3 separate regions of the Homo sapiens genome follow, and regions 1 and 2 are each linked to region 3. Evidence: chromatin loops called from intact Hi-C (ENCODE). Cell type or tissue: Caco-2. All regions are shown on one strand. Each heading gives the region's core, and the rest is flanking DNA. Links, peaks and the distances in the headings are about the cores only. Region 1 overlaps GALNT16 (polypeptide N-acetylgalactosaminyltransferase 16). Region 2 has its middle 35 kb from the start of ERH. Region 3 holds the start of GALNT16 (polypeptide N-acetylgalactosaminyltransferase 16).

The links. Peaks named below come from ENCODE experiments on the same cell type or tissue, not always from the same donor. Only the 100,000 strongest peaks of a DNase experiment are listed, where the experiment ranks them.
Region 1: it touches region 3 in a loop (8-fold over the local background); 29 of 110 quality-filtered maps call a loop at or near these places.
Region 2: a loop joins it to region 3, with 3 times the contacts of the local background. A loop is called at or near these places in 17 of 110 quality-filtered maps.

What each region holds. Positions count from the first base shown.
Region 1 is chr14:69,340,833-69,351,129 of GRCh38, reverse strand. GALNT16 (polypeptide N-acetylgalactosaminyltransferase 16) reads right to left here. Exons shown (of 15, transcript NM_001168368.2): 12 at 9,366-9,449; 13 at 3,949-4,090; 14 at 3,128-3,253. Among named protein-coding and RNA genes, the nearest start is that of ERH, 52 kb to the left of the region's middle. RefSeq lists an enhancer at 1,929-2,429. In Caco-2, for the core only: a CTCF peak has its summit at 4,188 (motif pointing right); DNase peaks (open chromatin) are centred at 4,229 and 5,509.
Region 2 is chr14:69,358,093-69,368,389 of GRCh38, reverse strand. It overlaps a transcript of GALNT16 not described here. Among named protein-coding and RNA genes, the nearest start is that of ERH, 35 kb to the left of the region's middle. RefSeq lists an enhancer at 7,364-7,443. In Caco-2, for the core only: no CTCF peak of the experiment used is centred there; no DNase peak of the experiment used is centred there.
Region 3 is chr14:69,255,073-69,265,369 of GRCh38, reverse strand. GALNT16 (polypeptide N-acetylgalactosaminyltransferase 16) reads right to left here and starts at 5,212. Exons shown (of 15, transcript NM_001168368.2): 1 at 4,903-5,212. The coding sequence starts at 5,079. GALNT16-AS1 (GALNT16 and EXD2 antisense RNA 1) reads left to right here and starts at 4,843. Exons shown (of 4, transcript NR_184249.1): 1 at 4,843-5,080; 2 at 8,069-8,316. RefSeq lists a silencer at 4,107-4,166. In Caco-2, for the core only: a CTCF peak has its summit at 4,075 (motif pointing left); DNase peaks (open chromatin) are centred at 3,389, 3,899, 4,749 and 5,068; H3K4me3 peaks cover 2,372 bases.

The sequences.
Region 1 (10,297 bases), core at 3,072-5,571, 86 kb before region 3:
TTCTTTGTAGGGATGAAGTGTGGGGCCAGCAGGGTGGTGGGAGACTGGAGGTCTCGCATCACAGAGTCATGCAGGGGCTCCTGGTCAGTGCCTTCACCTCCTGGTGCCTCCCCGACCCCGGGTTTGACAAGGGGGAGAAGAGTTGCTCCTGTAGAACATTACGGAAGTGCCTGGGTGGAGGATGGAGTGTTGCTTGGAACATTTATGAGAAGGGATGAGAGGCAGAGACCCAGGTTTCAAGGCTCAGGGAAGAATAATAGTAAGATAGGTCTAGTTTGGGTTTCTCTCCTATTTGCCTCCCATTGCAACCACCTCCCCTCTTCCATCTTCTCTCATTCACCGTGTCTTCGATTAGAGGCAGGAGTGCTTGTGACCATGTGGAGGAAGCCCAGAGGGCTCTGAGGGCAGTTGGTGGACAGGGAGCAGCTGAGGGGAGAGAGATGAGCCCACCCAGCTGCAGGGATAGGGCTAGGGCTGCGGGGGGATGTGCACACAGGGTGGAAGGCAGGGGCGGAGCCTGGGCTCCCAGTGGGAATGCAAGGACGTGATGGGTAGGGCTGAGACCCAGCCTCTCTGGGCCCACATGGCCCCCGCAGAGAGCCTAAAGGTCAAGGGCCTTTGGATCCCCCCTCCTGTTTCTTCATGCTCTTCTAGTCCTTGACATTTACCTCATGTAGGCCAAACCTCCAGCAATGCCCAGCTGGAGAGAGTATGGCCATCCTCACCCCAGGGAGTCGTGGTGCTTGGAGCTACCTCAGCATCTAGCCTTCTGTAATATAGTGTCTTACTCCCTTCTTTCTCTTCCACTAAAGTGCAAATTCCCTGGGGGTCAAGGACCATGTCCGTTCATCCTTGTGGCCAACATGATCTGTACATTCTCTGGCACAAGGTAGGCACCCAGTGACATTTTGTTTGTTTGAGACTGAGTCTCGCTCTGTCACCCAGGCAGGAGTGCAGTGACACGATCTCGGCTCACTGCTACCTCTGCCTCCCGGGTTCAAGCGATTCTCCTGTCTCAGCCTCCTGAGTAGCTGGGATTACAGACGCGCGCCACCACGCCCGGCTAATTTTTGTGTTTTTAGTAGAGACGGGGTTTCACCATTTTGGTCAGGCTGGTCTCGAACTCCTGACCTCATGATCCACCCATCTCAGCCTCCCAAAGTGCTGGGATTACAGGCATGAGCCACTGCACCCAGCCGTCATTTTGTTTTAAGATGAACGAATGACTGAATCACCCAATCATTAGGAAGTGCTCCCCAAACAGCGGGATTCTCACTTCTTATCAGTGCTATTAGGCACAATCTCAGGGCTTCTTGACTCTCCAGGCCACTCAATTCTGGGCTTGTCTGAGAAACAATGTCACATCACCCACTGTCCCATCTCCACATCTTGGTTCTTGCGGATTCCTTGTGAGGTAAGCAGGGGAGGGAGCCCCTTATTTTATAAGTGAGGAGACTGAGTGAAGGGAGGGGGAGGGAAGACTGAGCTGGGGCCTGCTGACTCCATCACACCAGGTCTGAGGCACAGGAGCCTCTCGGATACAGGAAACCCAGCTAGCCTTGGAAATAGGACCAGCAGGGGACCAAGAAGGACGGCCCGGATTCCAGAAGGCATTGGCAGTGGGATAGCTGGCTCATCCTGTCCTCCTGGGAGAAGAGGGGCACAGGCACCCAGAATGCCATCGGGAGCCTGGCAGGACTTGCAGGGGCAGAATGAATGGGGCCAAGGAGATACCTACACACCCCGTAGGCTGGGTCAGCACAAAGGGGGAAATGTGTGATTCAGCCCCAGAGGGGCAATTGAGTGGAGGCTTTGCTCGGAGATAATTCCTCAGTGGGAGGGGGTGGGCGTGGGCTCAAGGATTTGCCCTCAGAGAGGTGGGTGCTCTAGGTGCAGGAGACACTGCACCAGCCCCACTGCAGGGCAGGGCCGAGGGTGGGCTGCATCCCCCCACCATCCAAAAGCGCTTAAAGTGTCCCACAGGTCCAGCAAGTGGGCTGGGCACACAGATCCCTCAGACACACACAGGCCGGAGGGAGAGGCTGTGGCTGCTTTCCAGAATGGCACAGCAAACTGCTGTTCATCCTTTAAAAAACGTGCTGACCCAAGCAAAGAAAAAGGGGTAGGAGGAAAACCATGCAGGCCAAATCAGAGACCCAGGCACCCTCCTCACTGCTTGCACCGACTGAGGCAGGCTAGCCAGTGGCAGGCACAGGGAGGGCTTCTGAGGAGGGTGAGCAGGGGAAGTGCTGGAGCAGCCTCTGGGCCTTGGGTCCCATTCCCTGGGTGGTGAGGGAGCCCTCCAAGACAGGAAGGGAGTAGCACAGAAGAGAGCTGGCTGGATTCTGGAAATCCACTGTCACTGGTTGCTGTGTACCCTGAGCAAGTGACTCCACCTCTCTGTGCATCACTTTCTTCCTTGACCCTGACCTGTCTCCCAGGATTAGTGGTGACAGTGTGGGTGAGAGTGTCGGATCAATGGAAAAAGCAGTGCTCACGTGAGGCTGGTCATGCCAGCTTGGACATCACTGTGTCTGGAGCTCAGTTTCCCTAGTCTGCCAACAGTCAAGAAATACTTATTGAACATCTACTATGTGCTGGGTTAAGACTGTGGGCCTAGAAGTCACTGACCTGGGTTTGAATCCCAGCTCCACCCCTTCTCAGCTGTGTGATCTGACATATATTCTTTAGATTCAGCGAGCCTCAGCTTACTCACTTATAAAATGGAGGTAGTACTAGAACCCACGTCACTGGGTGGCTGGGAGGATTAGATGAGATGATCTATTTCAAACTTCTAGCACAGACTGTCAGTAAAAGCTAACACTTATTTGAACTGTGGTGGTTGTCAGGAGCTAGGGATACAGTGTTAACAAGACAAGTGGTCCCTGCCTTCATGGAGCTCACAGCCTGGCAGGATGGCATTAAACAAATAATTACCCAAAGAAGTATTTCCTCATGGGCAGAATAATTGGCTTGACCTAGATGTAGACTTTGCTCCCCCTCCCCACAGATCCTCGCTCTGAAGGGCTTATTTGAGTCAATCAGGGGCTCTCCTGCCAAGGTCTGCCACCCTGAGGCATGGCCCCTCGGGCTGCTGGGCCTCTGGGCCAGAGGCAAGGAGACTCACCTGCTTGCCTTCTCTAGGGTTGCACATCTGCAGTATGACTGGGGATCCAGGGGAGGACATTAAGGTGGAGGTGGCAGCCAGGCACTTCCCCTGCTGCTGGATGAGGTGGTCACTGAACAGCCATGCCTGCAAGGCAGGGAGCAGAAAGGCCAAGTCAAAAAGTACAGCGATGGGTGGAGAGATGGGTAGATAGGGGATAAAGCAAAAACACGGCATATTTTTGTAAGATTTCTACAAATAATTGTAGGAGCTAGGGTAGATGTATGGGTATTCACTGCATAATTCTTACTATTTTTCTATATGTTTGAATTTTTTGGTAATAAAATGCTGGGGTGGGGGAGCTTAGCTGGAGCTGGCCAGAGGGCAGTCAGGGCTGTGCCAAGAGACTGTGGGGGATGAGAGAGAATGACAAGACATGGAACCAAGGCAGCTGAGAGCTGGTCCTCACTGGAGTCTCCATGACCTGCTTTAGTTTCGATGTGGGTGCAACACTCATATGTTGCACCCATGTGCGCACAGGAGTCTTGGACATTGCCTGTCACATGAGCCGACCCCAGCTGGATCTCAGGAGACAACTGGGCACTATCTGGGCAGCTCTTCTCCCTCGGCAAGAACAAAGCAGGTGGTGCACACAGGATACCCAAGTGACAGGCTGGAAAGGGGATATGAATGTGTAGGAGCAGGGTCTAGGGGCCCCTGGCAAAGTGGGTTTGTGTAAGATGTAGACAGAGGAGGAGAATGAGTAGGGGGAAGTCCCTCACCCCACTCCTGGACAATGCCTCCAGCTCTCTCCCACTCCCATTCCTACCCGAGGTCCTTACCTGGGCGGGCTGCGGGTTCTTGGCAGACCCTCTGCAGATCCCCATTCCAAGCAGGAAGTCACCAGCTGTGTTCTGGCCCTGAGATTCTAAGCAGTTCACCCCCTGCTTAATGATGCCGGGGAGTGCTTCCTTCACGGGGACCCTGAGAGAAAAGGCAGCAGTCAGGCTTGTGCTTTCCCCCCCAAGGCTTACCTACACCCTCTGCCAGACGTCAGCATCCTATCAGCTCTGGGAGCGCCGAGGTCTCCGTGGGAAGGGGCCCGGGAGCAGCCTGGCCAGCAGGGGGAGGTGAGGAGCAGGAGTGGCCTCTGGGAAGACTGGGCCTCGGCCCCAGGGGTTCTTCCAAGTGGCTCTGGGACCCTCTGCCCTGGAGGCTGGGCCTGAGACATAGAGGATGGGGGAGCCATGGGCGGAGCTCAGGCTGGAAAAACAGAGCCCCTCAGTCCAGAAAGAGGAAAGCCTCAGGAGAGCCTGGGGCCAAAATGCATGCTCAATAATCAATCCCAAAATGACAGGGAAGGGAGCGCTTTGAAGAGGCAAATTAAACACAAATATGAAAATGTGTTTAATCTCAGTAATGATTAAAGAACTACGTATCAGAGTCACCAATGTTTATTTACCATGTATGTACATTTGTACACACACACACTTAATTTAATGACAATGCCCAGTGTCGGCAACAGCTGTGGGACTGAATCTTCTCACACCTTCCTGGTGAGAGCATAGATTAGCACAGCTTCTCAGGAGGGCAGTGTGCTATTGTGTCTCAAAGCCCTTAAAAATGCACACATCTTTGACCAATATTGCCCCTTGTAGGAACATATCCTACAAAAATAATTATAAATGTTGTAAAAGACATTCATCTCAGAGTGGTTGATTATATTGAAAACACCAGAAATTTCTAGATATCTAACAACAGGAGCTGGGCTAAATAAATTCGGATTCATCCATACGATAGAAAACCCTGTAGCCATTAAAAATGACTTATGGCTGGGCATGGTAGCCCACACCTGTAATCCCAGCATTTTGGAAGGCCAAAGCAGGAGGATCACTTGAGACCAGGAGTTCGAGACCAGCCTGGGCAACACAGAAAGACCCCATCTCTACAAAAATTAAAAAAAAAAAAATTATCCAGGCACAGTGGCACATGCCTATAGTCCCACGTACTTGGGAGGCTAAGGTTGGAGGATCACTTGAGCCCAGGTAGTTGAGGCTGCAGTGAGCCATAATGCCACCACTGCATGTCAGTCTAGGCTTCAGAGTGAGACCCTGTCTCAAAGTAAATAAATAAAATAAAATTTTAAAAAATGACTCTGTGAAATGATACTTGCTAGTATGGAAAAATGTTCACAGCACACTATTAAGTAAAACAGGCAAGTTTTAAAATATTATATTATTAAAACACTTTATATGCCCAGGAAAATATGCTTATACACACATACAGACACACACACACACACACACACACACACACACACTGACACCTTATGGGTAATAAACCTGAGGAAGCTGCCGGCCCCAGCTGCTGCAGGCTTGCATACCTGAGTTCAGGTTATGTTCGTTCTTGGATTAAGGAGTCACCAGGCCTGGGAGTTACAGGGGAGCAGGAGGGATTACAGCGTGTGTGCCTTCTCTGCCTCCTGTTACCTCTGTCAGTGAAACAATCTGGGCCTGGGGGGTTGGGCCATTATAAGATGTTTGGCATTCTTTGATGTGGACATCTGCAGGATCTAGACCAAACCAGGTCTTCCTTCCTCAGGGGTGGCTAGAAGCCGCAAAGTTCCAGAACTGATCTGCTCACAGGAGGCTCAGAGAGACCCTTTCAATTCCTCTCCCACACCCCTGGCAGCAGCCTGTGCCTCTCCAGACTCCCTTTGGGAGGCATTGCAACTCTCTAGCAGAGGTGGCAAACTGCTGGCTGCCAAGCTGAATCTGGACCCTGGACATGGTCTGACCTGCATAGCGTGGTGGTTGTTGCTTTTAATTAGTTGGCAATATTGAATGATTTTAAGGTTACATAGAAACCTTCAAATCTGAATCTAGCTTCTCTTAAAAATTGGAAGATCAGGCCACAATGAGCTTGCATTCCAGAATGGTACTAATCCACTGCAGTGAGTAGCAGCTGCCCCCTCTGAGTGGGGCTTCTGCATCGCACTTTGCCCCAGTCCCCACAACTCTCTATTGTCTCATCCTTACCCATTTGACTTATTGACATCACCTGCCTGACCACTGTAAGAATTTGAGTTTGCAACCCCTGCCATGTGCAAGCATGTTGGAGGGCAGGAGCTCCACACTCTCAGCCTCATCCAGGAGCAATGTGTTACATTTCCCTTCTCTATAGAGACAAGATGGGTACTGAGGCCTCTTTGATAACTGCACAGGGGGAATACAGCACGAGGGCCAGGGGTTGTTCCAGACCCTGCTACTCCCTTGTTGCTTAGGGTGTTGTGCAAGCTGATCAGCTTTCAGAGGTGAGGTGGATACTGACCAAGAGTGGCAATGCCCAGTGATGCTTACGGAAGAAACCCTAGGCTTGGGAGCAATCTCAAGATCAGATGCAGCTCCTAAGCTGTCATCGTGGTAGCAGTCCTGGAGCAGCTGGAATAGCAGTCGTCACCATCCTTCCCCAGCTCCCCAGCAGTGCCAGGCTAAGCTGTCCTGTTTGTCAGCAGCCCTCTAAACTCTGCATCCACTTCCTTCTCTATGGGTCTCTTCTATGTACACAGGCTGCCATTAGATCCATTCCCCAAGACACTACTTCTTTCTGTTAGAAAACTGACATACTGGTTTTGTTAGAAGAATGCTTACTGCCATTTGCTTGGAATTAGTGTCATGAATGTGCAATGTCTACTATGCAACTAGCACCCTCACAAACATGGTGTGCTTGTGCAACGCACAGCCTGAACAACTGTTCTTGATAGTCCTAATGCAAGTAATAAATTAGCAGTTCCTGAGGCCAGCTGCAGAGCTCTAACCTGGAGAAGGGGCAGAGCCACGGCAGGCCTAGGAAAGCAAAAGCCTCTTCTTTCAGCCTCCTCGGTCTCCCCACTGACTGTTTGCAAGTGTAGGCAACTATTTAGGGACCCCCTGTTTGGAGGAAAGTTGGTATCACTCAGGCCTATGGGTCCCCTTTCTAATCAGCAAATTGATCCACTCCTGGCCCCTCAGCCTAGGAACTGGGGGTGAGTAATCCAGACAGGAATGAGGTCTGGGGTTTCCATCTTAGCAACAAAAAATTATTTTAACTTTCACACAGTGGCAGAACAAACAGAAGAGGACTTCTGCTCCTCATCGACGTAGCTGGTTCATCTACTCTCCTGCCTTGTGATCGAGCCAGGTTTCTGATAGTTATGAGACACTTCTTCCCCTTGGTCCTTGGGGGTGTCATCAGACCCTGTGGCAGGGCACTGAGGTTGGAGAGGAAGGGCATTCCCAGGCCTCCCCCACTCTTCCCACAGGCTGCCCAGCTCCTGCCCTAGGGCTGGAACTAGTGGGCTTCACCCAAATGTTGTATGAACGCTGACACAGTGTAAAGAAGTGACTGCTCTTTTTTCTTCAGGGTCTCAGAAATGATGCATCTGAATGAACACTGTCCCCTAGAAGTGACCACTTCAGGAAGTTGCATTTTCATAAATTAATGTTCTTCCCATCACAGCTAGTGTCCAGGGAGCTGGGGTTATCTAGGCCACTGACTTTCTTCCAGTGACACTGCCAGTGCTCACATTGTTCTGGAACTTCTTGGAAATTGCTCCTAGAGTCAGTTTAATCTTGTTCATTTAGAGTCATGCTGTATTTGGGACCTGGGATTATAATTATCAGGGTTAATCATCTCTAGCTTATTCATTGCACTTGGCTACAACTTAATGGTGGCTGTTGGCCAAAAATCAAACCTGTCCTCAAAGGACAAAGATTTGCCTCTTTCAAGGATATGCAAGCTCTGAGGGGTGGAGTGTTCTGGAAAGCCATGGCAGCATCCTTGAGAGAAAGCTGGCAGCGGTGGGACACGTGTTCCCCAAGGTGACAGCTATAGAGGGCGCATGCGGCTTTTAGACATGATTGAGGCGTACGGACTGTGCAACTTGTTCCATTAAAAATATTTACTGAGTGCCCATTTTATGACAGGCACTGTTCCAGGTGCTGGAGATAAAGCAGTGAACAAACAGATCAAAGCCTCCACCCTCATAGAACTTACAGGCAAGTTCAGGGAGATACAACAAAATTAATTGGCCAGATAATGCCGATGATAATAACGGCTACAAGGAACATGGAGGAGACGATGCTGGGGAGGGAGGCGGAGCTGCAAACTCAGAGTGTTCAGGGAAAGTCTCCCTGGGAAGGGGACGTTTGAGTCAAGGCCTGAGGAAGGTGAGGAAATGAACCACGTGGATGTAACTGAGACACTGAAAAGGCCATCGTAGCTTATTGCCCACTGTCCTGTGAGAACGCACACATATTCCCAGGTAACTACAGCTCGAGTGCACACATCATTTGCATTTTGTTTTCTCATTTGCCAGAGCAAACATTTCCCTGTGTTTTCTTCACAGTTTCTATGATTATAATATTAATGGGTGCATAATATTTGTTTAGATCTATGTATAGTGATTCACTGAAGCCAACCCCTATTGTTGATTCTCTCCTTTTCTTTTCTTTTCCTCTCCCTCTCCCCTTCCTTCCTCCCTCCCTCCCTCCCTCCCTCCCTCCCTCCCTTCCTTCCTTCTTCCACCTTCCCTCCCTCCCTCCCCTCACCTCCCCTCACCTTCCCTCTTCCTCACCCTAACACTTAGGCTGGAGTGTAATGGCATAACCAGGGCTCACTGCAGCCCCTACCTTTTGGGCTCAAGTGATCCTCCCACTCATAGGTGTGTGCCACCACGCCCAGCTAATTTTTTGATTTTTAGTAGAGACAAGGTCTCATTATGTTGCCCAGGCTGGTCTCAAACTCCTGGACTCAAGCAATCCTCCTGCCTTGGCCTCCCAAAGTGCTGGAATTACAGGCATAACCCACTGTGCCTGGCGGTTTCTCATTTTTTCACCACAGCTATTGATCTGCTGGTCAACAGCTTCTGCTTTGGTTGCTTTATTTCCTTAGGATAAACTCCCAGAAGGGAGAGAACAGGGCTAAAGGGGACGAATGTCTCTGCAGCCTTTGCTATGTAATGCAGTGTTGTTTCCTAAGGGGATAACGTCCATATCTAGATCTGAAACCATTAAAAATTCGGTTCCCACCACACCTAATTTATAACCCCTAGTAATGCCCTCTCAGTTCCCCCACAGCCGTCACGTGAAGATAAAACCCGGCAGCTAGAAAGCCAGATCACCAGTGTTGAGGAGATCTAAGGGTGGGGTGGGACCAAAGCCGCTGGCCCCAACCACCCCCTACCCGCCTGGGGGATGCACAAGATGAGGGCTGCACTCACGTGAGCTCTGGGTAGACGTTCTCCAGGTACCAGCGGAAGGACTTGCAGTTCATCTTCTTCCTCTGCTCTATCCGCGTAGCCACACTGTAGGAGGAGGCAGGGCTTGGGCTTTGGCCTGCCAGTGTGGAAGGCAGCCCGAGGGAGGATGCCAGAGGCCTGTCCCCCAGCCCCAACTATCTCAGGCAGGCAAGGACCAGGAGACTTCCAGCCTGCCATGTCCAGCCCTGGCCACTTATCTGATGTTATTCTCTGACTTGCAAGCTCAAGGCAGGTCTCCTGGCTATGCCTCACTCATCAAATTCCTGCCTGGAGCTCACCTTTCAGGGTGAGCACAGACCATACGGGACCATGCCTTTCTCTCGGCTTCTCACTCCTTAAGACCTCTGTTAGCAGACCATGAACTGGTCTTTATCTTTGCAGAATTAATGAGAAGTACAGGAGGAAGGTCTAACAGCAGGAAGAGCAAGCTTTAAACATCTTTAGATGTGTTGGCAAATAAAACCATTAGATGTGTCCTTGGGACACCGCCATCCTCACCTTCCTCAGGTACACCCACCACAATGGCCACTGGTTGACGGCCCTCGTCACCAGCTATCTGAGCCTCAGTTTCCTCTACATTCAACTGGGGACACGACCACTCATCTCAGAAGGCTTTTGTGAGAATCAAGTGAATTAAGTGTGAAGCACTTAGCACAGGGCAGGTGCTAAGTAAATGTTAGTTCCTCATTACAAGAAATATTTAGTGACATAACTTATTTTTTCAAAAAAAGGGAGATAGATATGAATAAATAGGGAGAAGATTCATTGATCATCATTAATAGTGTTTTCAAACTTTTCTGACCACAAGCTTAAGTAGGAGATAACTATCTTACATTTGTAATATAATACGCCCCATGTACAGTCAGCCCTCAGTATCTGTGGGTTCTGCATCC
Region 2 (10,297 bases), core at 4,829-7,328, 100 kb before region 3:
AGCCCTGGCTTGACACACTGATTGCAACCTCATGAGAGTCTCTGAGCCAGAACCCTCAGCTAAGCCACTCCTGGATTCCTGACCCATGGAAACTGTGAGATAATAAATGTTAATTGTTTCCAGCCACTAAATTGTGGGGTAATTTTTTACACGGCAATAGGTAGCTAATAGAGTCTATAATAAAATGGAAGTTTCTATTCAACCCACAAGGGAAAGAGCTTTTCCCAGAAAAAGGAGGCAGGAGGTTTTGGCTGATAAAGAATAGACATCCATCACTACCCTCTAATAGTCTGTCCTCTTCTGTGCTATGGAAGAGGACGTTTTTCATAATGAAAATCTGATTATATCACTTTCTTGCCATTCTTTCTCTTTTCTTTTTCTTCTTTTTTTCTTTATTTAGAGATTGGATCCCGTTCTGTTGCCCAGGATGGAGTGCAGTGGCACAATCATGTCACTGTAGCCTTGAACTCCTGGGCTCAAGCGATCCTCGCACCTCAGCCTCCCAAGTAGCTAGGACTAAAGCTGTGCAGCACCATGCCTGGCTAATATTTAATTTTTTATTTGGTAGAAACAGGGTCTCCCTATGTTGCCCAAATTGGTCTGAAGCTCCTGGCCTCAAGCAGTTCCCCCCCACCCTGCCCCATCTCCACTTCCCAAAGCGCTAGGATTATAAGTGTGAGCTGCCATGCCTGGCCTTCCTGTATGGAATTCTTTTTCTTTTTTCTTTTTCTTTTTTTTTTTTTTTGCCTTGCACAGCCCCTGCTTGGAATTCTTGAAGCTCTCTATCACTCTTAGTTTGTTCATGCTGTTACAACGAAGTACCATAGACTGGGTGGCTTATAAACAACAGAAATGTATTGCTCCAGATCCGCAGGCTGTAAGTCCAAGATCAGGTGCCAGGATGGTTAGGTGCTGGTGAGGGGAGTCTTCCAGGTTGCAGGTTGCAGATGGCCACCTTCTTGTTGTACCCTCACATGGAGGAGAGTTCTCTAGGGTGTCTTTTATAAGGGTATTAATCCCATTCATGAGGGCTGCCACCCTCACGACTTAATCACCTCCCAAGAGCCCCCACTTTCTAATACCATCACTTTGGGGGTTAGGTTTCAACATATGAGTTTGCGGGGGTGGAGCACAAACATTCAGTCCATTGCACATTCTTAAAATAAAATCCAAATTTCTTAGCTTACCGCCCAAGGCCCTTCATGATCAGCACCTGCCTACCTGTCAAAACTCAGCCCCCAAAAATCCGCCTCCCTGTTCCCTGTACGGACCACACTTCTTGCGATTCCACAAGTACACCCCACAATCTCTCCATGCCTCTTATACCTTCTTCCTTTTAGGGGTACATCTCATTCCTCAAGGCTCATACACTTTAACCCTTAATCATAGGTTAAGGCTCCATTCAGGCGTCACCACCTCCAGGAAGCCTTCCATGATAACCTAATCCCTCCACCCCAGCATGTTCTGACATGGCTTATATTGCACTGTGTGGGACTGTTGGTGTGATTGTCTACTTCCCTCAATCATCTCTGCTCTTTGAAGAGTGAACTACATATTTCACATTGGAATCCCCAGTGCCTTCTAAATCATAGGTTCTCAACATATGTTTGTGATTCATTAATCAATTAGCTAGTTAGTTGATTTTTGGTATCAGGGAATTACTCTCACTTGTGTATGCCTATTCATACTGGTTCCATTATAAAGGAGTATGAGGCAGGGAGGGAGGTCAGCTTTCATTTTTATTAACTAAGGTTCATAAACAAATTAAGTACACATGACCCTTGATCCATGATACCCTCAGAGAGTTTTACAGCAAAAACTAGAAGCTAATTTAGTTGTAGTTATGAAGGAAATCATCAGGGTTTTATGAGAGAGAATAATATTTTGAGCTGCTTGAACATGGATGAGCAGAGGGCCCTGTAAGGGCTGACATTTAAGCTGAGACCTGAAAGATGAGAAGGAGCCCCTCAGGCAGAGTCGGGGAAGCACGCAGAGGATCTGCTGTGGGAAGGTGCTAAGCAGAGAATAACTTGGTGCCTTCGAAGGATTCAGAGAAGACTGGCACAGTGAATGAGAGGGCAACTGGATAGGTAGGGAGGGGGCCATCATGGATTGAGGTGGGGGATAGCCAAGGGACTGGAGCTTACTACATGGGAAACCCCCATGGGCATGCATCCACTCTACCCATGCTGCTCATTCATTCATGTCATTCATTCATTCCTCTGTGAAATCTTACATCACTACTTTCTCTGCCCAGAAAGCTCTTCCCCAATCTTTCTGACTCCTATCACCCAAGTCTTGCATCAAATGCCAACTGATGCCCCATCTGAAGTTAGCCCTTACCCCTCCACACCATCTTCCTAGTGACTTTCCGTTGTCCCGTTTTATTTGTACATAACACCTATTACTATCTTGGAATAAACTTGTGCATTTTTTGGTTTACTTGTTTCTCTGTCCCTCTAGACTATATGTGCTATGGGGTCAGGGACCTTACGTATGTTGTCTACTGCTGTGTCGCCTGTGCCTAAACCCTGCTTGGTATGTAGTAATGATAAGTATTTATTGCATTATTTCATTCAAATAGCCAGCAGTGTTTTCTTTTTTTTCTTTTAAGCTCAGGGGTACATGTGCAGGATGTGCAGGGTTGTTACATAGGTGAACGTGTGCCATGCTGGTTTGCTGCACAGATCATCCCATCACCTAGGTATTAAGCCCAGCATCCATTGACTATTCTTCCTGATGCTCTCCCTCCTGTCCCTGAGCCCTCCAACAGGCTGCAGAGTGTGTTGTTCCCCACCAATGTGTCCATGTGTTCTCATCATTCAGTTCCACTTGTAAGTGAGAACTTGTGGTATTTGGTTTTCTGTTCCTGCATTAGTTTGCTGAGAATAATGACCTCCAGCTCGATCCATGTCCCTGCAAAGGACATGATCTCGTTCCTTTGTATCAATTAGCCAGTAGCTTTTACTGTCTACCATGTGCCAGACCCAATGCCAGGTACCAAGACAAAATAGACATACATTCCACCCAGAGCTCTGAGCTTAAAAGGGCCCCACACTTGGTTCAATACTCCACTGTCATCGTTTGAAATTATTAATTATTTATGAATTAGATGACCCATATTTTCATTTTTCACTAAAGCCTCCAAATTATGTAGCTGATCCTACCCCCACTTTAACTCCAGAAAGCTCCTAGCACATTCACATTTGGAAACAGTTTAGGGACAAGTCAGTAGACTTGGCATACTATTGTTAATAATTTTAATAGAATTGCCTAATATATTTAAGGGGACATAAAGAGTAAGTGGTTTACAGAAACAGCATAGATTAAGACTCAATTCTGGGAATCAGACATCGTTGGATTCCAGGCTCTGCCATTCCTAGCTGTGTGACTTTGAGAGACTCACACAACATCTCTGAACCTTGATTTCCTCATTATAAATGGATATCATAATAGTGTCTACCCTGAAGAGCTGGCTGGGTAATTAAATGAAATAATACTTAAAACACTTAGGTCAGGTTCTGGGCATCCTGAAAAGCGGGTTCCATCACTCAGCCACCTGCTCCCCTTCCTTTGGCTCCTTCCACCCTCCTGCCCACTCCTGGGGTGGGAAATCTGGGTCAATGTGAGTGGCTCCTAAGCAAGAAGAATATTGAAGAGAAAAAGCAAGGAATTATGACCTTCAGGGAAGCAATAACATTTTGCTTAAAAATTGCTTGAGCAAAGAATTTGTAGATATTTGCAATTTGTATGCAAATACAGACTCCTATATCCTGAGCTGAGACATGGCCCTGGGCAAAAGCTTGAAGAAGACGACTGTTGGACCACAGAGAAGCCTGCATCAGTTTCTCTTTGCTGCCAGTTTAAATGAAAACCTTAGATAATTTCAAAGCTGCAGTTTCCACTGCCTTAGCCTTTCAACAAATCCATTAGTATGGAAGGCAGTTTTCTAACAAGGTAGATGCATCCCCATCTGTATGTACCGCATCATCTCTGCTGTATAATCTTTGTTCTCACATTCATTGTCTGTTTAATCAAGCACTGATTTGGCATCCACTTGCAAATGCTGTGTCTCCTATGCCTGATGAAAAAGAATTTTCAGTGGGTCAAACCTCACCTAATTTCATGAAAATGCAAGTCAACAGCCAAATTAAAAGAGGAAGCCGAGAACAAACTGACAAAGAACAATCCCCCAAGACTCTCAGAACTGATGGAGAACAGTAGTTTTATTGTACTCATCGCCACTTGTTCATTCATTCAAGAAACACTTACTGCAAGCACCCACCATGCACGGGGTACTATACTAGGTGCAATAGACAAGTCTTTGTCTTCATGTAGTCTGCAATCCAATTGGAGTACAGAAGAGCACAGGCCATTCCAATGCAACCCTGATTCAAGGTAAAAGCGGGGAAGTACAGGCACTCAGGGAACCTCTAGTGGGGGCCAGTCACCCAGTGGCTAGGGATAGGGGTGGAGAATCTCAAGGAAGCTCCTGGCATTCTTGCCCTTGGATTGCATCCATTTGTCCAATCCATCCCTGACAGGATTCCTCTATCTGCAAGGTTAACAAGATCGGCATGCATCTGCCTTGAATGCGTGCCCCCTTTTAGAGCCCAGGAACCAGGGTTAGGACTGGGGTTAGAGTCAGTGCCTTCTAGGAGAGGCTCATCTTGCCTCAACAGAGCCTCATTCCATTCATTCATTCATTCATTAGCACACACTTACTGACCACTTCTGTACCAAGCTCTGGCAATCCAGCCGTGAGCAGGACAAATACTTCTTCCTCAAGGAACTGGGGCAGTTTTTTGGGCACCATGCCTCTTTTTCTTTTATTTACTTCAGCTCATTGACAAATGTTATTTAAATCTCACAGCACCCCTAAGAAGTAGTTATTATTATCCCTGCTTTGCTGGTGAGGGGACCGAGTTTCAGAAAGTTCAAGTAACTAGCTGCAGGTTGCCCAGCTAGGAAGGGAAAGGCTTCAACTCTAGGTTAGACTCCCAGCCTCTTCTCTTTCTCCTCTGCTGGGCAGACCGAATCCTGGGCTGGGAAGGGGCCTTCCGACAGCAGCTTTCTCTGTGTTGTTGATAATATCTGTGGGTCCTTCTCGGCAGCGTGACTGCCATCCTCCCTCAGGCCTGGTGATGGCAGCAAGGCCATGCGTGCTCTACGGCCCCCACAAGCAGAGGGCACTGGCCGAGGACTGTCTCCGCAGCCTGCATCTTCCCTGCTCCAGGGAACCTAAGTCATGTCAGACAGGGATGCAGACAACGGTGGGACAGCTGTGCTCTGAAGACCCCAAACAGAACCACTCTTCCTGCCTCATAACCTTCCCTCCCGGTCCAATATTCTGATGGTTTTCAAAGCCTTGTTGAAACATCAAGTCCCCTGCTGAACTCACTTTGCTTTCTTCACAAGGTAAAGCAAGTGTCATGAAGCAAGGTTTCAAAGCCAGACCAGCAGTCTTCCACTCAGGAACGAAGTAGGTGCTGGGACTCCCCAGCCTCCTCTCTCTGGTCAACTTCCCACCATTTCAGGCCACCATGTCTGAGCTGCAAAGTCTTGCCCTGGTGGCTGGAGACAGTCCTGACCAGCTGGAAAATTCAAAGCTTTAGAGTCTAGCAGCTCTGGCCTGCCCAGGGTCGCATAAACGTATCCTGAGGATTCCCAGACTGCTGTTTCCACTTTACAAGACCTGATGACAGACATTTTCCCATTTGATCTGCTCCCACATCATACCCATTTTTCAGTTGAGAACAGTGAGGCTCAGGATGCCTAAGCAGCTGGCTAAAAGTCTCCCAGCTCAGAAATAGCTGGGCCAGAGCTACAGCAATTGTTCTCTTATTGTGAGGCTGAACTCTCCTCTCTATCCCTGCAGTCCAACACAGAAAACCAGCCAAGAAATAACTGAGATGGACACATTTGGTTATAATAATTTTAAATAAGCCTCACTGCTTAATGAGCATGCAGAGATCCAGGCACCTGGTGGAAGCTGTGGGGCTCCACAAAGCACCCTGGAGCCTCCACCTCAAGTGGACAAAGCCACAAGGCAGAGTACACACGGGTCTGAACAAGCTCAAAACGAATGTCTGAGGACAAATAAGGCAGAGCAGAGAACCCTGAGGCCGGGAGGACATTGGGAACAAATACCCCTGGCCAGGAGGCAGGGAGAAAACAGGCCATGCTGGACATAGCCCTGGGCCCTCAGGCCAGCTCAGTCAGGGGTCTCACCCTCCCGAGCCCCAGAGAAGATGCCTGGCCCCAAGGCAGACCATTCGCAATCGCCTCCAGAGCTACATCACGGGACATTGTATTCTTGGATCTACCATGTCCTGTGCTCCCAATTTCCTGCCCTGTGACTTTATTATTTATTTATTTATTTTGAGATGGAGTCTCATTCTGTCACCCAGGCTGGAGTGCAGTGGCGTGATTTCGGCTTACTGCAGTCTCCGCCTCCCAGGTTCAAGCATTTTTCCTGCCTCAGCCTCCTGAGGAGCTGGGATTATAGGCATGCGCCACCACACCTGGCTAATTATTGTTTTTTTAGTAGAGACGGAGTTTCGCCATCCATGCCAGGCTGGTCTTGAACTCCTGACCTCAGGTGATCCACCTGCCTCGGCCTCCCAAAGTGCTGGGATTACAGGTGTGAGCCACCGCACTGGGCCCCCTGTGACTTTAGGTGCTTTAGCCTCTCATCCTGTTTCTACATCTGCAAAATGATGATTGTGGAACCAACGTTGGCTCATCCTACCTCCATTCTAAGAATCAGCCATGTAAGGATACGGGATGTGGGGACAAAAGCTCTCAGCCTGTTAGAGCTTTGCACAGGGCCTCAGTGTCCTCAAGTGCAACATGGGGATAACAGTACAAACATGTCAGTGTTCTATGAATATACAGACTGATGGGTGAAAGGCAATAAGGAGCAGCAAGGAGCATGGACCCTGGATCAGACTTCATGATTTTAAATCCTGGCCCTCCATCCTGCCAGCTGGGTAATCTTGGGCAGATATGTTAACTTCTCTGGGCTTTGATATCTAGTTTGTAAATGGGGTGGTATTGAAAATACCTACCTGATAGAGTTGTAAAGATCAAAGAAGATAAAATGTGTGTCTCAGTGTTTGGTCAGTGACTGACAGGACCAGTTATAAATGTCATTGAATGGAGTACTCATAGAAAGGGCTTTGCCATGTAACTCACGGTAAAATGTATGCCTGTCCTGCAGGCTGGAGGATGCAGCACTGATTCCTTGATTAATAGATCTTCTGAGGCAGAAGCTCTTCTAGAATGAAGTCAACCATATGTGGCTGGTATTGGGGAAGAAACTCATAAATCATGCAAAGCGAGGCTGGCATGTGGCAGCTGGTTCAGTGGCAACCCTCAGCCCAGCCCAGTGCCCACTCTCCCTCCGCCTCAGAGTGATCCATCACTGCCCAGAGCTCTGTGGCAGGCAGCTTGCTTAGCAGGGGCAGGGCCCGCAGCACCCAGCTCTCTGAGCCTTCTGCACCACGTGGTGACACGTGGCCCCGTCAGGGGACCAGAACCCATCTCAGTCACCAGAACAGTGGCTCTCAAACCTGAGCATGCATCAGAATCCCCAAGAGGCTTGTTAAACTCAGAGGGCTGGCCCCACCCCCAGAGTTTCTGATTCAGTAGGTCTGAGTGGGGCCCAAGGGTTTGCATTTCTTCATTTCTTTTCTTTTCTTTTTTCTTTCCTTTTTTTTCTTCTATTCTTCTCTCCTCTCCTCTCTTCTCTTTTCTTCTCCTTCTTCTTCTTCTTTTTTTTTTAGACAGTCTCACTCTGTCTCCCAGGCTCAGCTCACTGCAACCTCCACCTCCTGGGTTCAAGGGATTCTCCTGCCTCGGCCTCCCAGATAGCTGGGACTACAGGCACTGGGCATCATGCCCAGCTCATTTTTGTATTTTTAGTAGAGATGTGGTTTCACCATGTTGGCCAGGCTGGTCTCGAACTCCTGGCCTCAAGTGATCCACCTGTCTCAGTCTCCTAATCGGCCTCTTCTTTTTTTTTTTTTCTTTTTGAGATAGGGTCTCGCTCTGTTGCCCAGGCTGGAAGTGCAGTGCTGCAATCATAACTCACTGCAGCCTCAACCTCCTGGGATCAAGTGATCCTCCCGCCTCAGCCTTCTGAGTAGCTGGGACTACAGGCATGCACCACCACACCTGGCTAATTTTTAAATTTATAGTATAGATGAGGTCTCACTATTTTGCCCAGGCTGGTTTCAAACTCCTGAGTTCAAGTGGTCCTCCTACCTTAGCCTCCCAAAGTGCTGGGATTCTAGGCAGGAATCGCTGTGCCTGGCCAAGAGTTTGCATTTCTTTTTTTCTTTATTTTATTTTATTTTATTTTTGAGACAGAGTCCCACTCCGTCGCCAGGCTGGAGTGCAATGACACAATCTCGGCTCACTGCAACCTCTGCCTCCTGGGTTCAAGTGATTCTCCTGCCTCAGCCTCCCGAGTAGCTGGGACTACAGGCGTGTGCCACCCGCCTGGATAATTTTTTGTATTTTTAGTAGAGATGGGGTTTCACCACATTAGCCAGGATGGTCTCGATCTCCTGACCTTGTGATTGCCCACCGCGGCCTCCCAAAGTGCTGGAATTCCAGGCGTGAGCCACCGCGTCTGGCCCAGAGTTTACATTTCTAATAAGTTCCCAGCTGAAGGGGCTGGTCTGTGGGACCATTGACACATGCTCCTGTGAGAGTGAGTTTAAACCTAGCTGTTTATCCTTGGGCAAATTTCTTCTCTCAACTGAGCCTCCCCTCCTCATCCATAAAGTGAGTGTATGAGAACCTACCTCATTGGAGTGCATATGGTAGCCTTACTAAGATTCTGGGTACCCAGAAAGTGCTCAATCTGTGTCAGTCCTCAGCATCACCAACACATTGCTGTTGAGACAACTAATGAATAGGGAGGGTGGAGTTGTGGCAACATCAAACTTGTAAGAAGTGAGACGAAAAATGGACAAGTGTATATTGCGTGCTTTCTATGTGCAGTGTACTAATTCCTAAATGCCAAAATGCTTTATCATTAAAAGACAAAGCAAAACAAAAACAAACCCAGTTAGAATGCTTTATCTTTAATTAATTCATTCAGCAAACAAACATTTGCTGTAAGTCTGAGAAGCAGGTTCTGTGCTGTAGCAGTGGGAGGTATGAAGCTGGAGCAGGCGTGGTTCCTGTCAGCAAGGAGCTACAATCTAACAGAAAAAAGAGGACAAGACTAGAGAAGACAGGAACACACCATAGCGTATGGAGGAAGGTGATGACAGGCTGGGAAGGAACGCTCAGCACCCTGAAGAAGCAAGCTGGAGAGGTACTTTTCAGACAGGTGGGGGATCAGGAAGGGTTTCCTTGCAGAAGCAGCACTTGTCTGGGAAAATGGGTAGCATTTAACTCATGGAGTTAACAAAGTATGGGGCAGAAGAAACAGCAAAAGCACAAACAAGAGAAAGCAGAAAGCAACTTCGCACTACACGACTCAGGTCACTTTGGCTGATTGTAGGGTGAGGAAGAGAGAGTGGAAGCCGAGGTTGGCCTGGCTGTCTGCCATCAGGCATTGGATAGTTGTAACCATCGGTGGTTCATGGGGCTCCTCTGAGAGCATTCCACCGTCTTTGTGGGGCAGGTGTTCAGTATACCACTGTGGGCTTGATGATGGGTGTGATGATGACGCACCGGTGTGAGAGCTTGCATGTTCTAGGAGGGGGAACCCCCCGGAGCTCTAAGCACTGCCAAAGCCAGCTCACCTTCCCAGCATCCTTCAGAAGGAGAAGTCAGTCCCAAGCCCCCACCTGATGGCTGCAGAACCAAGGCCACACCGCACACCCAAGAGAAAGCTCCCAGTGCCACTCTGCTGCTCCACCTGCTGCCCCCACAACTTACTGTGACCTGATTTAACCTTAGCATCCCCCACACTCCCACCCCCAGGGAGGCCAAGGCTCTGGAAGGCAGAGTCATCCTGGGCGAGGGGCAGCCCCTGCCCTTGTGGGCAGAGAAACCTGGAGCTCTGCAGCTGCCTGACAGGGTTGTGGGAACTGCAGTCCACCCACGGGGAGAGGAGCAAGCCTCCTGCCATGCTGAGAGCCATCTCTGACTCAAACTGTGGGGAGGGGCCCAGACAGAGACCCCATCGAGGTGGCCCTAGAGCAACTGTCTCCAGAGACTCTTACCTCCTGGTTCTCCTGCCAGAGAGTCCCCCAGACTCTCCTGCCATCCCTAGTTTCCCATCCAACTGAGGGTCTCCCAGCTGGGGACTCTCCACCACTGCTGGGCTCAGACC
Region 3 (10,297 bases), core at 2,842-5,341:
CAGCTCGGGGGTAAATTGCTGTTACAGCACAGAAATAAAAGACCTGCAGAAGCATGAGCAGCACCCTAAAGCTAGTCCCGTGCCCTTGGACCTCTGGCCTTCCAGGAAGGTAACTCTCGGGCTGCCAGCCCTCCTCCCCACCCCCAGTCTTAGTTCCCTCTGGGCTGACCCCATGTCCCAGAGGCAGGTCTCGAAATGGCCCAGGAACAGACCCCATTGACAGGAAATCAGGCCCTTTATATCTGAACATTTTTGGCTGGGCGCAGTGGCTCACGCCTGTAATCCCAGCACTTTGGGAGGCCAAGGTGGGAGGATCCCCTTGAGTCCAGAAGTTTGAGACCAACCTGGACAACATGGAAAGACCCTGTCTCTACAAAAATATATAAAAATCAACCAGGTGTGGTGGCACACACTTGTAGTCCTAGCTATTCAGGATGCTGAGGCAGGGGAATCGCTTGAGCCCAGGAGGTGAAGGTTGCAGTGAATCATGACTGTGCCACTGCACTCCAGCCTGGGTGACAGAGTGAGACCCTGTGTCCAAAAAAAAAAAGAAAGAAAAAGAAAAGAGAAAATAAAAAAAGAAAAGAAAGAAAAGAAAAAAATCTGAACATTTTGACAAAGGGAATTGTGGGTGTTTGTGCTTCTTCCTCCTCACTCTCTTTCTCAAGTGTGGTACCTAAACCAATTAAATACAAAATCACTTTCTGTTATTATATTTAGGCAAATCATATTCCCACAGTTCCAAAATGCACACATTATAAATAAAATATAAATTATTTTAGATCTTATTAAAGCATCCGCTCTCTGAGAACACTACCAGAAAAGCCATCATTTGCATCCCCTTCTGCTAGGTAAGTGGGGGCTTCCTGCGAGGCCTCAAGGGTTCCTGTGGGACCTTCCACTGACAGGAGCATGTTCCTCCATAAGCAGAAACTTCACAACACCTTTCAGGAGAACTCCCCCTTAAAGCCATGTATTTACATCTAGAAATGGAGCTATCATCTGCTTATCTCAGGATCAACAAACCTTGCAAATCATTTAACTCAATTTCAGCCGACAAAATAACCAAGGTCCAGAGATGTTAAGTATTGTGTCCATGGTCATTCAGTAGTATCCCAATTTCAGGCTAAGAAACTCCGGTTTAAGAAATTCTTGCCTAAATCTTTCACAGTTCTAAATAGGAGACTGTTGACACAAATGAGTGCACCTATACCGAAAATGAGTAGTCTTTTTAAAAAATGTAAAGTGAAATTCCATATAACACCTTAGCCTCCCACCCATGCCTGTTAGTGAACTGGCATATGGAAAACCTAAGTCCCAAACCAAAACAACCACAAATGTTCTCGCCAACTGTGAGGACTGAAGACTCAAGGCCGGCTGTGTCAGCCCTGCCTCCCAGTTTGGCTGCTGTCCTGTCCCAGCGTGCATCAGTGTAGATTCAAGGGGATGTCCCCAAATCTACTGCCTCGCTGCATCGGGTACAGCATGGAAAAATCACAAACCTTGCCGCATCGTAAGCAGCCATATAGGGATGGAATCAGTATCTCCCTTTAGCTTTACAGATTCCATAGCCAAATTTTTCACATCAAAATTGGTGACACTTGGGCCGACAGCAGGACAGAATATTAAAAATCAGGACCTTCTTGAGAAATCTGGCCATACGGTTGCCATGCCGACACCCTGTAATGCCAAACAGGCATCTCCAAGGTCCAGAAGCAACTTGGCTGGCTTCAAATAGTCCAGACATTGTGAAAGCAGAGCTGCCTCCAGGTCCAGGCGCTTCTGCAGACCCTCCCTTTCCCAGCTCAGCTCTCTGATTCCCCAAGGGAGCAATGATGACGCCTGTCTGAATTTGCCAGCCTCTGACAGCAGGGCTAGCCACATCATTCTCTAAGAATCTGAAAATCCACATGCAGCATCCTGGCCCAACTAGACAGAGAAATGTTTCTGAATAAGCGGTTACCACAAATTGCAGGGAGAAAGTAAATCCTCAGCTGCACCTGCCCCTTTTAAGTTGAACAAAGCATTCAATGCCTGCAGAAGCTTGAACGTACATCCCCCACCTCCTTACTTAGAGCCACCTCCTTACTTAGAGGTTACAGTTGATAATAAAATATTAAGGAGATATGAATATAATACAATAATATTAGGGGGATGTGAAGCATTGACTGCCCCCAGAAATGGGTGAGAATCCTATTTCACTCCTTTAAGAAGCCTTGCTGTGCACTTTAGGAGGCTGAGGTGAATGGATCACATGAGGTCAGGAGTTTGAGACCAGCCTGGGCAACATGATGAAACCCCATCTCTACTAAAAATACAAAAATTAGCTGAGAGTGGTGGCGCATGCCTGTAATCCCAGCTGCTCGAGAGGCTGAGGCATGAGAATCGCTTGAACCCGGGAGGTGGAGGTTACAGTGAGCCGAGATCATGCCACCTCACTCCAGCCTGGGTGACAGAGTGAGACTCCATCTCAAAAAAAAAAAAAAGAAAAAAAGAAATCTTGCTGTGTGCATCAATGTGGGGATGCAAGGAGCTTCCAGCACAGTTCCCGCATGCATCACTTACATTCAGCTGCAAATCACATGGAAGAAATAACTGGAAGAGAGGAATACAATGAAACAATGCAAGGCAGTTGTCAAAAGTGGTGCCTGACGGGGGGGTCAGTGCTGGTGGAACAGGCATCTAAAGCTTAAGAACAAAGAGGGAGCTGGCTGTGCCCCTAAGTGGCCACAGAAGGCTCTGCCACTCCCAGGGACTTCCATTCTCCCTTTCTTCCTGCACCTTCACTTCCCAGCTCCCAGGTATCTCCCTGATACTCCTTCATACTTTAAACTTAGCTTCCCGCTCTGAGACCTTTTCTTACCTGCAGCAAGTCAAACCCTGTGGGAATAAGCAGGGACAAGAGGATGTTTACTGGTGATTCTCATGACCTCCAATTCCCACCCCTCAAAATGAGTGCTGAATCCTTCCAGCAGGTCCCCTACACCATTCTGGGACTCTTGAGAAATGTGAGCGGCCCTCCCAGTGCATCTTACAGGACTCTGGAAGGAGCAGGAGAGAGGTGCATGGGCCAGGTCAGGGTTCAGGTTCCGGGTTCCAAAGCAGAGGCTCTGAGCAGCAGTCTCCTGTGCTCTCTTCCCTCCTCTCCTCCCTGCCCAGCCTCTTTCTCCGCCCCTTCCAACTCAGACCCTCTTCTCATCGCCTCACCAGAAAGAGGGACAGAGCATCTGGCCAGCCTGCCTTGCCTGAGACTAGGGCTCTTCCTGCCACTGAGTATGAATGTGGCAGCCTGGGCTCCTGGAGAGGAAGCTCCCTGGGGTCTGGAGGCCACTGCTGGTTTGGACAGTTCCAGCTCCAACCTGTCCCTCTGCTCAGATCACAACACTCTGGGGCCTCAGCACAGGAGGCTTTTCCTTATCAGTTTTCTGTCCAAAGGGCGACAAGTGCTTTGGAAACAGTGTCCTGGGAGAACAGCCCAGAAGGGAACAGTGCACCTAATCAGGCTTGCCCCCAGAGAGTTCACCCAGACTGGTATCTAGGACAAAACCCACAACCTCACCCCCCCGCCCCAGGTCTCCTCAGGCAAAGCCCTGAAATAATGTTTCCTTTGCAGGGGACTCGGAATCTGGGGCAGGATGGGAATATGAGGGGACACTCTCCAATGAACTTCCCGATATTCCTGGGGTTCAGATCCGCGTCTGGATGCGTTTCTCGGATTCGGCTCCACACAAGCCTCAGCCCTCCGGACCTTGCACCTCCCCCGCGGATCTCCTCACCCCTCCACCCCCAGGCCCAGATCTTTCCTTGTCGGAATCGCCACGCTTCCTCACTCCTTTACCCCCGCCCCACTCGGCTCTCCTCTTCCTGGTCCTCATCCGGCCAGGCTGCCCCGCCCTGGTAGTTCCCGAGGGTCGTCCGAGGCTCTCGTCCACCAACCGCCCCCGTCTGGAAGAATGCGCCCGCTCGAGCGCACTCTCGGCGGGTGCCAAAGCCTCCCGCCTCAACAGGTGCCCCTGCCTGGCCACGCACAGCTCTGTCACCTGGGGCTCGGACGGAGACGGCGACAGGATCGCCCCCTGCAGGGCGGCTGCGGCTCCGCACGCCCCCGCCCGGGTCCCCAGAGCGCCAAGGGCCCCCGCAGCCCCGCCGCCGCCCCCGCTGTGCCACACTGCCTTTGTTTCCCTGCCCGCTTAGATGTCGCGAGGCTGACTTCATGCAAGGGTATCGCCAAGTTCGGGCGCTGACACTGCCCACCTACCCGTGGTGGCGGACCCTAAGGTTGGGAGTGAGAGACGCGTACAGTGCGAGACCTCTCCTCAACCCAGAGAACTCCGGGGAAGCTGGGTGTCCGCGCCGAAGAAGCGGGTTCAAGTTGACCCGGCTCAGAAGGGGGTTCGAAGCCAGGCGCAGCGCCTAGAGAGCCTTCCCCTACCCACGCCCCCACCCGATGTCCTCTGCCCCCAGAAGGCTGGAGAGGGGCTGCGCACTGCCACCTACGCGCTCGGCTGCGAGTGGTTCCCACCGCCCGCTCGCCGCGCGCTGGGCCCGGCAGCCTTCCGGGGCACACGAGGCTCCCGCAGCCCCCAGACTCCCGGCCCCGGCAGCGCAGAGCCGGGAGAGCCGCCACGTTCCCAGCCGCGCGCGCACGCCGGGCCCACCAAACTTGCAGCACTTTCTCCCAGCCCCCACCCTCTGTCACCCTCCCTTAGTCGGTGCGCCCCAGCCCCGCCGCCCGGCAGAGGTTGCCATAACAACGGGCAGGAATGCTCCAACATATACAAAGCCGGCCCGGCGCAGCGGGCACTCAGCCCTGGCCGGGCCCCGCGCCCTCGGCCGCCGCGCAGGGTCTGGACGCGCGCCGCGGCTCCCTAGCCGGCCGGCCGACGCTCGGGGCGTACTCACAATGAGCGGGATGGTGCGGTCCTCGCGGAGCTGCTCCGACCTCCTGCCTGCCCTCTGCGCGCCCCGGCCGCCGGAGGATGCTGCGTGGGCTCGGTTGTCCTGCCATAAGTAGTAGAAAGTGCCCAGGATCCAGGCTACGGTCAGGATGGCGATGGCATTGGCGCGGATCTTCCTCATGGTGGGCAGACGGGCGCCCCAGGTGGGGGACTGGGCCGGCGTGCTCTCGGGGCCGGGGCGGGGGCGCTCGCAGCCCCAGCTGTTTGTTTTCGCTCGCGCCTAGCTGCTCAGTCCTGCAGAGCAGAAAAAGGAGAGAGGTGGGGGGGCGGGGGGGTGATAGGGAGAGACAGGATCGCGGAGCGATCCTCACGGTCCTAATGCCCTTCAGCCCCGAGCGCGCGCGTCCCCCGGGCGCCCATTCATTCGTGCGCAGGGCCGGCCCCGCGCTCCAGCCGCCGCCGGCTGACCCACCAGGCCACTGCGCACTGGGAGAGAAGCGCGCCGAGTGGGAAGCGGCGCGGGCCTTCCTCCCGCGCCCGGGAACCCGGCGAGACAGACGCCCGCGGCGGAATGGCGACTGGCCAAAGCCAGCCTCGGCTCCCACCGCTAGGTGACCGAACGCCCGGCAGCTGCCCCCGCGCGGCCCTGGTCGGTCCTGCCGACCCACACCCACCCCCGGACCGAGCGGCCTTGAGTCACCGACTGGAGACGCGCGACCCCCGACCTGGGCCCGCGCCGCGAGCTGCAGTTCCGGGCTGCGCTCTGGCGCGGGATTCAAGGTGTGTTCGGCGAGTCCTTGTGTAGGGGCGGCTGGGCGGGGGAGAGTCCTGAGTTTGTACTGGAATCTGCAGCTGAGATTAGCCAGACCGGGCCCGCCCAGAGGAGGGATTGGAAGCTGGTGCACTTGACATTCGAAGAGCGCGAAGGGGAAACGACGCTGCCTCACACCCAGTGCTAGGAGAGTGCGGGTACGGCCCTTCCACATTTTTCGCTGGCCTGGGGCTCCCAGATTTCACGATGCTTCCCTCTATCCCGCCTCATTGACCCCTGGACAACCCTGAAATATCATCGTCAGCATTATTTCATCGGAAAGAAGGGCAGCAAGAGAGGCCGGATGATTCTCCCAAGGCCACACAGCTAATTAGTGGGCAGAGCCCAGTCTAGAAGCCATCTCACCATCTGACACCTTTCGACAAAGTGCAAAACGCGGTGGTGAGAGACGAGGACACAGACATTAAGATTCCGCTCCAGCCCTAGAGGCACTGAGAATCAGAACGTGAACTACTCTTCACTCCAGGCAGAAAGCAAGAGGCTTGGATGAGTTTTAGGAAACCAGCACAGTGTCGGGCACAGAGCGCTCAATGAATAGATGTGTAACAACAAAGTAGGGATCCAACAGAGGAAGAAATAATTTATTGTAAGGTGGCCTTTGGGAAAGCTCTCAGAAAGGTGGATGAATCACTTAAGAGGTAAGGAAGGGGGAGGTGAGGACAGGGGAGAGACTGCAGAAATAGGCCTTGCAAAAATCCAGAGGATGGAAGAGCTTGATGTGTTCAAGAGAGAGAGCTGCCAGGCGTTGCAGGGGGCCTAGGATTTGATAGGAGTTGAGGTTGGCCAGGCTGGGTGAGTCTGAACTCAGGAGGTCCTTGAATGCCGGGGCAGAGTTGTTGAGGAGTCTGCTTCCTGCTGGCACTGCTGGACACCATGGCTACTCCGAAGACCCACATAGGGTCCAGCCTCTAAATGAAGCCATCTGGGGAATCAGGCAAACTGAAGTCACAGCATCATGCCCCCCCACAAGCATCCCATGAGCACCACCCTGACAGATAGAAGTAAAATCAGGTGGCTTTTCTCCATTTCTCCAGCACTCGAGACTGAACCGCACATATAATAGATGCTCAATACATTTCTGTTGAGGTGAAGAAACCCTAGTTGGGTTTTTGCTGAGGAAAACCCAGGGTCATTACTGCAATACGATATCCTCACTCAGAAGACTAATTACGATGACACTTAGACAAGTCCAAAAGTGACCCACGCAGGAATGGGACCTAGAAAGAAGAGAATGCACAAAGAGGGCCTCACAAAGGGTCTACACAAGTAGCAGGGAATTTCAGGCATAAGGTGTGGCAGTCACAACAGGGGCAGGAGTCTGGAGACGCCAGATGCTCTCCCAGGTCTCTCTCCCCTGGGGAGTTTAATAAGACTGCGCCAGGGGCCAGGGCTTGTTTGCATAGATGGAGAAAACCACTGCCAAACCTCCATCTGGTTTCCGCAGGAATCATGGGGCAGATCCAGCGGTGCCATTTGTGGGAGGCCAGGAAAGACCTTGCTCCTTGGGAATCAGGCTCCACAGGCCTCTCAGGTCAACCAAGAAAATGTAAGGGAACTACCCTCCTGGTGCCCCCATTTTCACACATCTCTCAGGTGAGCCAGGTGAAAACTTGGGGAGTAGCCCTGTTGTCATAGGCTGCTCCCCTCATCCCAGCCTGGTCTGTGCATCTCTAGTTGCCTTTGGATGTGGGATTCGAAGACATCACATCACCTATCACCTCCTGGTAAAAGGCTCCAAACTCACCCCTCGGCACGGGGATGAAGCTGGACCATGCTGACTGAAACCAGACAGTTGGGGCTTCTGGTGACTCCAAAAGGAAGGCTCCATGGGGGGAAGGAGGGAGGGGTGGGATGGGCTGGAATGTGGCAGGGTTTCTCACATCTCACCACTTACTGCCCAGGGCTCAGTGGTGAGGATGCTATATATCTGCCCCAAATGGTCACTCCTGGTAGTTCTGTCCCTGAGAGAAGGTTTGCTTGGCCCCCACCACCAGAAAGACTGCACAGAAGTGAAGCGTAGCCTCTCTAGATGACTTCACCACAGTTGTTCCTTAGTTGGGCACTTCCCTGGGGGATGATGGGGGTGGGGTGGGGGTAAGACAGCAAGTAATTGCCATGCTCATTTGACTGACAGGAATTCCACATAGACAGAGGTGGAGTAATGTGCCTGAAGCCATAGGCACTCTGGCAGAGCTAAAGACCAGGAATTGCCACCTTGGCTACAGTCTGTGGTCTTCGTTTCAGATTGTAATCCCAAGTGGGTGCAGAACTGGCCCTCCCTGGGATAGGTTTCAATGCTCAGAAATGACAATGAGTGTTGTTTCCTCTCTGGTACTAGGAATGGACTCCAGCAGCATCACAGAATCAAAGCAACACCTAAGGAATTCACTGTTTCTTCACATACTTTGAACTGTGAAAACAAGAGTCATCATAATAGCTGCAGTTTACTCAGTACCTACCAGGTACTGTCACCTATACTGTCTCTAAAGCCCCTACAACCCTGAGCTAAGGATGATCATATCCCCAACTGCAGATGATGACACTGAAGCTCAACGGCTACTCAACTTGCCTGGAATCCTACAGCAAGTAAGTGGTGAAGCTCGGTTTAAGTCCTGTGCCATTTTCAACGCTTGTGTCTGGGTACGAGTACAGGGCTTCTGAGGCCACTGGGAAATCTGCAGTGTGGTCTGAATTTCTGTATGCAGGAGTCTCACTTTCCCTGCCCACAGTTCTCCGTTTTCTCATCCATAAAAGGAGGGATATAAGATGTCCTGGGGTGGGGGGGTCTCACCAACTGTGCCACTTTGAACTTGCATTTCCTCCTTTTCAGGATTTCTCTTAGGCACAGTTCATATTGTTTTAAAGCTGTCAAAGCCAGCACTCAGGGTAAGCTGGGCAAAGTTCCACATGCCCCTGGGGCTCCCAGATGCCCCAGGGAGCTCTCTGCCTCTGGGCCTTTGGTGTGGGGGTTGTGGAGGAGTGGATAACCGAGGGGGAAAGGGTACAGCTCAGTGTAAGGCCCTGGCTCTGGAATTGGACAACCTGAACTTGAATGCTGATCCTGTCACAAATTAAGAGAGTGGTTTGGGCAAATTCTTAACCTCAGTTTCCTCAACTGCAAAATGGGGCACTGACAGCTCTTACCTCACAACTTTGTTGGGAAAGATAGGATGAAATAAAGTCATGTAAAATCCAGTGCCTCATAAGCACCCCCCAGGGGCTCTCTCCTGCAGGCTGTTGCTGGCTGCTGGAGGTGAAAGGGGCCTCCTGAAAGGGACTGCTCACTATTGCTGCCAAGAACAGACCTGATGCCAGCCTCTTTGGCCATGGCTAATGTCCAGCAGTCATAGACTGTCCTGCCCGTGGGTGGGTGGCTGCATCTTCCAGAGCCTCTGCTGAGCAGGCTGGAGGCAAGGCAGGGGAGAGGCACAGAGCAGGGCCCCAGCCTCCCATTTGAGGTGCTGGGCCAGCTCAGAAGCTCTTGCTCTGTCCACAGCAGCAGGGCCCAGAAGGTAGGGAAGGGACCTGATTGGATACCCTTACTGGCCCATGTCTGCTCTAAGCAGGAAAGAAGGCAGGGATGGTGGACAGAATGTATGTTACCAAGCAACAGGCAATGTGCTGATACACGATCTCAGAATACTCATAACGACCCTGTGAGGAAGGCGCAATCATCCCCCTTCCACAGGGGAGGAGACTGATGCCCACGGAGGTGCCAGCATAAAGTGGAGCATGCGCTGCCCACTGCCAGCTGAGCGCACTCAATGCACCAATCGTCTCTAAGGAAAAGATATTTATAAGGTAGTTTCTATAAACCATTATAGATGGAGGAAAGGACTTAGCTCTTTGAAAGGAACTTGGCAGTTTTCTTATTGTCAATCCTCCTCCTCCTACTTGTCTGATAACCCTGGTTTCTTACTTATTAGTTTCTGCCACTGGAGTAAAAATTCCAAGAGGACTGGGGTTCTTGTATATTTTCCTTACCACTGTTTCCCCGGTGCCTATAGTAGTGGCAAATAGTACATGCTTGTTAGTGTGTAGTATTTGTTTTTTTGTTTGTTTGTTTGTCTGAAGCCCTTGGAATGCGATCGCATAGTTATTTGTTGATGGAAGGAAGGGAGAGGAAGAGGGAAGGAGGAGAAAAGGCAGTGTAGCTCTATGAAAAAATGCACTTCTCTCTTAAGCCAAGCACTTGAGAAATGAGTACAGGACTAGAGCACAGACAAAGGGGGTGATTCGTTTAGGGTCAGGGCGGGCCAGTGTAGGGAGTCCCCTGCCAGTGCTTCCTCCCCAAGTCATGGAGCCAGGGCCAAACCTTCCTGCCCCAGGATGAGGGGGGAGAGAAAGTCCTTTGTGGTCCCATGAGAAGTAGCAGAAGGAATGACCCCAATTCTGGTGGACAACTGCAAGAACCATAAATGTTACCAGGGATCATGAAATAACCCAGGTGTTGCATTTGGGAATAATAGGATTGCAGAGGCTGCAGGCTAATTAGAAATGTGTCAAATGATTTTCATTAACAAGCAAGGAATTTGTACAAAGGAGAAATACATAAATAAAACCACTC